Regions from separate parts of the Homo sapiens genome. Here region 1 is linked to region 2. The links are chromatin contacts, found by Hi-C or POLR2A ChIA-PET in ENCODE. All regions are on one chromosome and are shown on one strand. The core of a region is the stretch at or near the end of the contact, and the rest is flanking DNA. Distances in the headings are between cores, read along the strand shown.

What was found. Hi-C counts contacts between places; a loop is a spot of excess contacts on that map. ChIA-PET counts read pairs that join two places held with the same protein, here RNA polymerase II (POLR2A). Pooled maps may share reads with other maps.
Region 1: a map of mammary epithelial cell shows a loop between it and region 2 (2.6-fold over the local background). The contact joins the enhancer-like site here to the promoter of GS1-204I12.4 in region 2. A Hi-C loop is called at or near these places in 1 of 168 maps with a recorded cell type or tissue (mammary epithelial cell), 4 of 37 single-sample maps with no recorded cell type and 4 of 50 pooled maps. POLR2A ChIA-PET finds 5 or more read pairs at or near these places in 1 of 52 experiments (Panc1).

What each region holds. Positions count from the first base shown.
Region 1 is chr1:185,516,518-185,521,931 of GRCh38, forward strand. The region is part of intron 1 of LOC107985239 (a long non-coding RNA gene); the gene reads left to right. Among named protein-coding and RNA genes, the nearest start is that of LINC01350, 110 kb to the right of the region's middle. Within about 2 kb of position 4,019, at least 3 of the 41 ENCODE cell types and tissues checked have a DNase peak (open chromatin) inside an H3K27ac peak, as active enhancers do; they include mammary epithelial cell, where a contact is called at or near this core.
Region 2 is chr1:185,644,042-185,649,313 of GRCh38, forward strand. GS1-204I12.4 (a long non-coding RNA gene) reads left to right here and starts at 2,468. Exons shown (of 3, transcript NR_188649.1): 1 at 2,468-2,757. The region is part of intron 1 of LOC107985239 (a long non-coding RNA gene); the gene reads left to right. RefSeq lists an enhancer at 1,932-2,845.

The DNA of each region.
Region 1 (5,414 bases), core at 2,769-5,268, 130 kb before region 2:
ATGTTGTCTACATGGTACTAAATTGACTTATAAATAAATGAGTGCTCATAAATTAGTAAGCCCAAATATTTTCCAAGTTCACAGGACTTGAATAAATCTTTTGGTAAATAAGATTAATTTAATATTGTTGATTTAATGAAAATAGCTGTATTTTCTGAGTTATTGGCAAAACACCCAAATATTTAACTTTAATAGTCTTTCTTGAGTGCGCAGCTGATATTCACAGGCTATAAAAATGGTTAACAGGATAATAACTTGAAATGATGACTACCTTTGTCTAATATCTTAGTTCTCATAAGTAAACTAGGTAAATTGTTAAAATCAAATAAGTAAATGTAAATGGGATAAACTTCTATAAATGAATTTTTTGTGTTATTTGAAATCTCAAAAGTATGTTAAATTCAATAATAGATAATCATCAAACGTCTGGGTCGTTTCCACTTAAGGTAAAAAATTGTGTTATAAGAAAGCATGTTTCTAGAAATTATAAAATGCTTCTTATCTATACAAAATTGATATGTGACAGATAATTCTAGATTTCTTACTTCTTAGGTTCTCACTAAAATTTAAGATTAGTAAGATTTAAAATTCAAATTAATATATACAACTCTTTATATAAAAAGGACCAAAAAAGTAAGATGTGTTTTTGATGAGAACATATTATCAGAAGGTATAAAAATGTGTTCTTTATTGAGAAAAGAATAATTTTGTACAATTTCGATGTTACCTAAAAATTACTTCAAAATATGGATTTAGGAAGGAAACAAATGAGATTAAAAGGAATCAGTAAGTAGGAGAGAGAAAAAAATATAAAGAAAGTTGTGGATATGAATCATGCTACTATAAAGACACATGCACACGTATGTTTATTGCAGTACTATTCACAATAGCAAAGACTTGGAACCAACCCAAATGTCCACCAATGATAGACTGGATTAAGAAAATGTGGCACATATACACCACGGAATACTATGCAGCCAGAAAAAATGATGAGTTCATGTCCTTTGTAGGGACATTGATGAAGCTGGAAACCAACATTCTTAGCAAACTGTCACAAGGACAGAAAACCAAACACTGCATGCTCTCACTCATAGGTGGGAATTGAACAATGGAACATTTGGACACAGGGTGGGAAACATCACACACCAGGGCCTGTTGTGGGGTTGAGGGAGGGGGAAGGGATAGCATTAGAAGAAATGTTTAATGTAAATGACGAGGTAATGGGTGCAGCACACCAATGTGTATACATATGTAACAAACCTGCATGTTATGCACATGTACCCTAGAACTTAAAGTATAATAAAAAAACAAAAACAAAAAAACAAAACCAAAACAAAACAAAACAAAAACCAAAAAAACAAAAAAAAAGTATGGATATGAAGATGACTTACTTTTTCCTAAAGTAAAATGACTAGCTATTTAAGAAAGAGGAGATGTAGGATAAATTAAAAAGTCCAAGCATATTGTCAATGGTCTGAGTAAGTCATGATAAGGTTTATGAAAAGAAAATTTATGAAAGAAATTTTGTGTGTGATCAAGTTGGCTATAATTATATGAAAATTATGGATGTCTTTTTGAAGATGAAACTTTAACATTAAAAATACACAACGTAAAACTTAACGAATTTTATTCCCTATGTTATAATAACAAAGCTTTCTTGAAGTATTAATTTGCTCTTAATACAATTGCAAGAGATTTCAATTTTTAATCCTGTAATCTTTCTTTTCAAAACTTCTTTTTATCAAGATAATTTCTACATTGTCTTTATTGGGACTTTGATTACTTAGAAAAACTGAGTTTTAAAAGGATTAATGTTTTTACATTCATGTAACTTCCTGTATTGCTTTTGAAGTCAACTTGACTCTGGTTAAATGAATACCTGTTACTTTACAATGACCTGTGATTATGCTTTGATCACATGTTTTGAAACTTTGATATCATGCAGATTTCCTCAGTATCAAAATCATTTATATTTATGGGTATGTTATTGATATAAATGTTCCAAAAATTATACAAATTCATAAAAATCTAATATGTTGTTTATAATTTTGATTGTTAAAGTTTTTCTAAAATTATATTTGTGTGAATATGTTATTAATGTGAATATTCTAAATATTCTAAAGAGCATGTGAAATTTACAAAAGTCTAAAGGTCCTCGTGTGATGCTGTTAGTCATGATTCTGGTTGTTTTCTTAAAATGCCGCATGTAATAGAAATAACTACATTCGTTTATCAATTAGAAACTTCCATCAGATTTTAACCATGGCTATTCTAACTTTTTGTCACCTACAGTTAATATTTTCAATTCTTCTCTAAAAATATTTGTAATCAACCAAGGTACAAAAATGCTTTTTATTGAAAAACTCTGACAAGTGCTCTTGAACACAGACTTCTGATAACTTTAAGATCAATGGACTAGAACTTTCAGAACTCTAATGAAAAACTGATGTATTCATGAAAATTGCTAACCCAAAACCAAGCAGAACAAAAATTATATAGAACTAAACTGATGGAGGACTAAAGTGATTTTTTATGACTTTTTGTTTGAAACAGGGCTGATTCCTTTTATATTTTGTTTTCCAGCATCAAAAAAACAGTTTTTTTCTTTTGAGCTATTTATATTTTACAGTAATTGGGTAAAATATACTTCTATAAGCAAAACTGAAACATTTACCTTTCTCTCTCTACTTGAATTATCCAGAATCTGGAAATTATTCCTAAGCATTCTTGTTTTATGACAATGTAGTTATTTGTATAAGTTCAATAAGAATCTTTATTTTTTTGGTAACAGGATACAGTGGAAACACTGGTTATTTTTCCAAAGCTTTAACTAGAACGTCATATTTTCAAATAGGACAAAATTGCTTTAAGGAATTGAGATTGAAGCTAATAGACTTGGAAAAATATGGGCCTAATACTTTGTCTACACAATTTCCTTACAAGGTTTCTGACCTTGTGGTAAGTAAAGAATGTTACTTTTGGACAGGTTTGGGAACCTCAAGATATTCTGGGGACCTCAAGAAGAGGGGAAGTCACCTAATCTGTGCTGGTATTACAAGCACCGTCTGATAGTGAATCCTTGGGTTGGCTACTTAGGCTCAAGAGGCTTTTAAAAGTCCAACCCAAAATCTGTTATAAAAAAAGTTACAGCAAAGCTAATTTAAAAGGAGTCTCTATGGCCAATCACTATTCTTGCTGTACTTTACACGAATAACCAAGGCAAATACAATCTGACTAAAACTTATATGGCGAACAAATTGGTCTCACTGTGATTTTTCTTTGGTAGAAAAAGGGACTGGAGAGAGAACTATCATGTTTCAGAAGATAACTATAGTATACCTGTTATTAGACTCTAGCCCTGACTGTTGTTTTTGAGTTTTAAAAATTTGCCCTTTTTTTGGACTGAATACTGGATTATCTCCTGGTTATAACATGTCTCTAAAGAAGAACTTGAAGTTGATTTTCTTCTTGATGATTTTAGTTGGCTCCCTAATGGTATAGGCTCTCTTTTTTCCATTCTGGCATACAAATTCTCCTTTTAATTCTAATCCTTATGTGAATTTTTTGCACTATGTAAATTATTAATACTATGTATGTCTCATTGTTTTACTTCTTCCAAGAAAACAAAAATCATGCAATTCTAAAGATTAGAGATGATTCAACAAGTGAGAGCAGCTATAAATTGATATCTTATTTAGTTGGTTACACTCAGGACTAACTCCTTTATTTTGTACTGGTCTTCAAGTTGTTATTATTATAACCATAACCATAAATATAAACATAGTTGTCATTTTCCTGACTATTAAGTTACTCATTATTTTCATTTCTGCTTGCTTTAGATCAATGTCTAAAGCCAAAATCATGGTCACCCAGCAACTGGCAATGATTCATTATTCAGGAGAATAGCATGTAGTCTTGTGTCCATGACCTACATTCCTAGCAATCTGCCTTACCTGCAGTAACAAGGTTCTTTGCCCCCACTGAAGGATATGACTTTCTGAGAATGAGCTTTCCTAGCACCAAGGAATGAAGCAAGTCTATCACTGTAACCTAAGCAGAGATTGATCATCAATGCTTCTATGGGAAGATTTTGGATCAAAAACGGGAAATAAAAACCAGACGTCACTTTGACAGTTTAAAAGAAAACAGGCTTTCAAATTAATCTGCCTTGGGAAAGTCTTGTGATTCATGATGACACCTTCTTCTTGAGTAAAGAGTCTTGTCTTGAGTTCCTCAAATTGTTGATGTACTGATTAATGCATAGCCTACTGACACTGAAAAGGATGCTGACTCATTTTTGAATTATAAAGTTTTACTAATTGTTTTGCATGCAGACATTTTAGCCTGTACATTGCAATCTGTATCCAGTGATTGTAAACCTCTATATTGCACCCTCCAATGAAAAGAAAATCCAGTATGAGGAGTCCCCCTCCCTTCTCCTAATCTCTCCTATAAAAGTTTTCCAACAGACTTCAAAACACTCTTAACTTTGATGGTGTGTTTTCTCAAGTTTATCCTCACATTTGGCTTTGGAGGAACCTGAATTAAATTATTTTTATCTGAAAAGCCTTAATTTTAATTGACACATTAACTGGATTTTTTAAATTTTTTATTTTTATTTTTTTGAGATTGGCTCTTACTCTGTCACCTGGGCTGGAGTGCAGTGGTGCAATCATGGCTCACTGCACCCTTGACCTTCCCAGGCTCAGGTGAACCCCCTACCTCAGCCTCCCAAGTAGCTTGATTACAGGCACATGCCACTACACCTGGATAATTTTTGTATTTTTTGTAGAGACAGGGTTTCTCCATGTTTCCCAGACTGGTCTCAAACTCCTGGGTTTAAGCGATCTGCCCTCACTGCCTCCCAAAGTACCGCGATTACAGGTGTGAACCACCACACCTGGCCTACACACATTGATTGAGTTTTGATTGTTAAACTAATCTTGCCTTCAGAGGAAAGAGCCTACTTGTCATGATGCACTATACTCTCTATATGCTAGATTTGATTTACTAGTATTATGTTAAAGAGTTTTGTATTTTTATTCAAGGGAGTTATTTTTATATACTTTTCTTGTAATGTCCTTGTCCGGTTTTAACACCAGGTTTATCTTGTTCCCATAAAATGCATTGGGAAAGTTCCTCCTACTTTATTTTCTCAAAGAGTTTGTATAAAATTGATATTTATTCTTCTTTAAATGTTTGATAGAAGTCATGAATGGGACCATCTTAGCCTTGATGTTTCTTTGTGGAAAAATTTAAATAAGTTAAACATCCTTAACAGTTATAGGGCTATTCATATGTTCTATTACTTCTTGCATAATTTTTCACAATTTATATTATTAGTGGATTTTCTCTATTTTATTGAAATTGGCAACTTAATCAGCATAAAGTTTTTCATGATATTCCCTTATTAG
Region 2 (5,272 bases), core at 1,218-3,717:
AACTTAAAGTATAGTAATAATAAAATAAAAAAAAAGAAGGGAAACAACATTTGAACTAAAGCATAAAAATGACACATATTTTAATTGATAAATCTGAATGCAAAATGATGCCAACAATGAAACCATAAAAAGATTGTGTCTTTCTAAAGCCTTAAGCTTTATAGTTGGTTGAATATTTGTCTTCTATTAGTATATTGCTGTGCTCATTTTCCCTGAGCACCTAGGTCTCTCAGCACCAGTGACTATGTTCCATTTGACTAGATTTAAAGTGCTAGTGGATAAAACTTCTGGATTCTGGGCCTGGCAGGCTATTTCATGTTCTCTGATAAACATTGAAAAACATCTCTAAGTTCTTCCATCATGGGACATGTGCAAGATGTATTTCAATTTTCCATGGCATTACAACTGTAGTTGCCTGACTGTTCTTCTTGCCCACTGCACAAACAAAACCAGTTTACTGAGACCATGGTACTATGGTATATAATTAATTAATTAGCACAAGGCCAGCTATGCAGAAGAACTGGAGTTATCACTCAAATCAGTCTTCCTGAACGTTCAGAGGTTAGGGTTTTGCAAGCATAGTTTGGTGGGAAGAGAACTAGGGAATGGGTACTGCTGATTGGCTGGGGATGCAATTATAGAGGTGTGGAAAATAGTCTTTGTGCATTGAGTCTGTCTCTGGATGGGTGGTTGTGGGGTGGGTGGGGGCCCACAGGACAGATGAGTCATCAGTGACTAGTCCAGGTTGGGTAAGTCTGAAAAACATCTCAAAAGAGCAATCTTAGTTCTACAATAGTGATGTTACCTATAGGTGCAGCTGGGGAAGCAATGAATCTTATGACCTCTGGCCACATAACTCCTGAGCAGTAAGGGATTGTAGAAACAGCATCTACATTTTAGCAGAATTCAGGGCCCTCCCATAATCCTAATCTTGGTAGGCTTCATTAGTTTTACAAACCTCAATATAATATGATTAGCTATGGCATCAAAAATCAGTGTAATATTGGTCCATCTTATTGTAGGAACCAAGGGAAAACTTCCCCTTCACCCTCCAAGGGATCACTAATAATCAACTGACAAAAGACAGATAAGTAGGAGAAAAGGCATACGAAAGTTTGTTTTAACATGGTTAGCACTGGGGAACTTAAGGAGGAAGATTGCCTAATAACCCAATGTGGTACAGAAGCTTATATACTCTCTTCCATAGGGGAGGGGAGAGATGGGGAATGTAGGCAATTCCTTTGAGGGACCACAGATGATTATTAGGGAGAACAGTGAACTTGTAAATGATTCTCTTTGGAATTTGAATGAGCCCTAGAGGCTGGAATTATGTTGTGAAAAAGTCCATCTCCCTGTAGTTGCATTCCTTAGTCTTCTTTTCTGAGACAGATAATGAGATTTCAGAGAAGGGAGGAAAACAATTGTATTTCTCTTAGAAAGAAGATTTCTTGGTCAGATAAGGAAATTCCAGAGAGAGTCCCTCCCTGTGCTTGAGGCAAGGGCTGAGGGACAAGGCAAAGTTAGAGGGACCTTGATTTGCGGGCTGCGTCTAAGGCCTCTTAGCCTGTCATAGCACCAGTGTTTGGGTTATTGCTTTCTGAGCCCCAACGTTATACTCTATCCAAAGGTTTATTTTATTTTAATTTTTTATAAACTCTATGTCCAAACAACTGTAAAACTCACAACATGTGACCTAAGGGTATCATAGTGAGGTTACAGTGACCTAGTAGTCAGTGTGTAATTTCTAGGATTTAAACGGTAAGCTGTTTTCTCTGTGGAGAATGACACTATAGTATACTATTTGGGGTTATGGGCAAGCTAATAGATTTGGCAGTTCTCATTTTTTCCCCTTGGTCAAAAACTACTCAAGTTCTGAATGCAAATAAGAGATCTCAGAGCAGCCTCAAGTACTCAAAACACTGAACATGGCTCTATAAAACAACAGGGTATAATGAGCTATCTTGGTTTCCAAATTGGGTCTGGGATTTTCCAAATTTTACCCCAAATACTGTCCTTTTGGCTTTAATACTCTCTGTACCAGATATATCAGAATGAGAGAATCAAGAGTAAAACAAACTTGCATTTCCCAAACAGAGAATCAATAATCTTTTTGGAAGAAAATTTTAAAGGATATCAATCATTAAAAAAAGCAAGTCTGGAAACGATGATGTGTCACTCATTATGCAAATATCATGCTAACTCATAAGGGTGCTTTTCAGACCAGATTATTCTACTTTCAGACAAGCCCACCATATTAGCTTCATTGCACAATATTTAATCTCTGTCCTTGAAGTTCACAAATTAACTTGCTCTGTGATTTCCTCCTTGTGATAGCCTCTGGCTGTGTTTTTACTGCCTTAACAGCTACTGGCAGGCAGCTTGTCTCCCACATTCACTACAAAGCAAACAGGAATTTGGTCCCAGGGTAATTGGCTGTTCTCCAGCATAAGAATGCAAGTTATTCATGAGCTTTGTGAGCTTGCTTCTGACTAACACAGACTGTTTTCACTAGGGAGCACAGGGACAAAAAGAGTTGTGAAGTTTTGAGTCTTCAGGATTATTCCTTTCAAGTATGTGATAACCTGTGATTCTTCTCCCCAACTATTTTCTAACCGTCCCCGACCTTTTCCACTTCCTTTCATTTCGTAGTGACTACCAGAAATTTACCAAGGAAGCTGCCATGAAATAACATGTTTCTTTTAGAAATACAACTGACTCAATAGACAGCTATGGATGTGCTGTTATTTTGGAGATACAGTAAGTTTACAGAACTTTTAAAATTAAATCTTAAGCAAAATATGTGGGTAAATGCCAAATAGATTGGTGAGAGCCTAGGTTAACAGTAATTCAAAAAAAAAATGGAGAAAAAGACTTGCAGTTTCAAAGATAGGAGCATATATACTTTAAATTTTGAGGTGCTGAATAACAGATTTAAAGTTTACAAAAAATTAAGAGGTTTAAACAAAAATAAAAAAAAAGCTACCCATTCATCATGGTCGGAAGAAAGTAAAAGAGAGAATTCTAAGCTCCTAAAAACAGGGGCATCTAAAAAGATTTTCCTTCTTTATTATCTTACCTGAGAGGTCCATACTGTAAATCTAGATACCATGTTTTCTAAATTATTCTGGAACTACACTACCCACACGACTGTAATATTTAAAATGATTGTCCAAAAATGTATTTAACAGAGACACCAACAAATGTTTGAGACTTACAAACAAGATAAATTTGTTAATTCCTTTAGTTCACTCAAAGCTGTACAATGATAAAAAAACCAAAATATTAAATATACTGTACACCCTGATTTATTTAAATTTTTATTATTACTTGCTGAAAACTTGAATGGAAAGATTTTGCTTTTTTGTAATGCAATTGTCAATGGAAAGAATTAAACTCTGTAAAATATTTGAAGAGATTTATTCTGAGCCAAATGTGAGTGACCATGGCCCGGGAGGTCCTGAGAACATGGGCCCAAGGTGGCTGGGGTGCAGCTTGGTTTTATACATTTTAGGGAGGCATGAGACATCAATCAAATACATTTAAGAAATACATTGGTTTGGTCTACAAAGGCAGGGCCATTCAAAATAGGGGCTTCCAGGCTGTAGGGAAATTTAAACATTTTCTGGTTGACAATTGGTTGAGTTTGTTTAAAGACCTGGGATCAACAGAAAGGAATGTCTGGGTTGTGATAACATGTCGTAGAGACCAAAGTTTTACTATACAGATGAAGCTTTTAGCTAGCAAGCATCAGAGAAAATAGATTGTAAAATGCTTCTTATCAGACTTAAAATCTGTGTTGATGTTAATGCCAGAGAGGTATAATGAAGCCTGTTCAACCCCCACTTCCTGTCATGGCCTGAAACAGTCTCTCAGGTTAAGTTTTAAAAGTCCTAATGTGTCCGGAATTGGTGGGTTCTTGGTCTCACTGACTTCAAGAATGAAGCCGCAGACCCTTGCGGTGAGTGTTACAGTTCTTAAAGATGGTGTGTCTGGAGTTTGTTCCATCTCATGTTTGGACGTGCTCGGAGTTTCTTCCTTCTGGTAGGTTCATGGTCTCGCTGGCTTCAGGAGTGAAGCTGCAGACCTTTGCGGTGAGTGTTACAGCTCTTAAGACGGCACGTCTGGAGTTGTTCGTTCCTCCTGTCCGGAGTTGTTCATTCCTCCCATCTGGAGTTGTTCATTCCTCCCAGTGGGTTCATGGTCTCACTGGCCTCAGGAGTGAAGCTGCAGACCTTTGCAGTGAGTGTTACAGCTCTTAAAGGTGGTGTGTCCAGAGTTGTTCATCCCTCCTGGTGGGTTCATGGTCTTACTGGCTTCAGGAGTGAAGCTGCAGACCTTCACCGTGAGTGTTACAGCTCATAAAGGCAGTGCGGACCCAAGGAGTCAGCAGCAGCAAGATTTATTGTAAAGAGCAAAAGAACAAAGCTTCCACAGTGTGGAAGGAGACCCCAGCAGGTTGCCCCTGCTGGCTCTGGCAGCCTGCTTTTATTCCCTTATCTGGCCCCATCCACATTCTGCTGATTGGCCCATTTTACAGAGAGCTGATTGGTCCGTTTTACAGAGAGCTGATTGGTCTGTTTTGACAGGGTGCTGATTGGTACATTTACAATCTGGCTAGACACAGAGTGCTGATTGGTGCATTTACAAACCTTGAGCTAGATACAGAGTGCTGATTGGTGTATTTACATACTTTAGCTAGACATAAAAGTTCTCCAAGTCCCCACCAGATTAGCTAGATACAGAGTGCTGATTGGTGCATATACAATCCTCCAGCTAGACATAAAAGTTCTCTAAGTCCCCACCCAACTCAGGAGCCCAGCTGGCTTCGCCTAGTGGATCCCATACCAGGACTGCGGGTGGAGCTGCCCGCCAGTCCCGCGCCACATGCCTGCACTCCTCAGCTCTTGGGTGGTCGATGGGCCTGGGTGCTACGCAGCAGGGGGCAGTGCCCGTCGGGGAGGCTCAGGTCGCCAGGGAGCTCACTGTGGGGGGGCTCGGGCATGGCGGGCTGCAGGTCCCAAGCCCTGCCCCGCGGGGAGGTGGCTGAGGCCCGGCGAGAATTCAAGTGTGGGGCAGGCGGGCTGGCAGTGCTGGGGGACCCAGTGCCCCCTCCGCAGCTGCTGGCCCGGGAGCTAATCCCCTCACTGCCCAGGGCCGGTGGCGCCGGCCAGCCACTCCGAGTGCGGGGCCTGCCGGGCCCGCGCCCACCCCGAACTTGCGCTGGCCCGCGAGTGCTGTGTGCAGCTCCGGTTCCCTTCCATGCCTCTCCCTC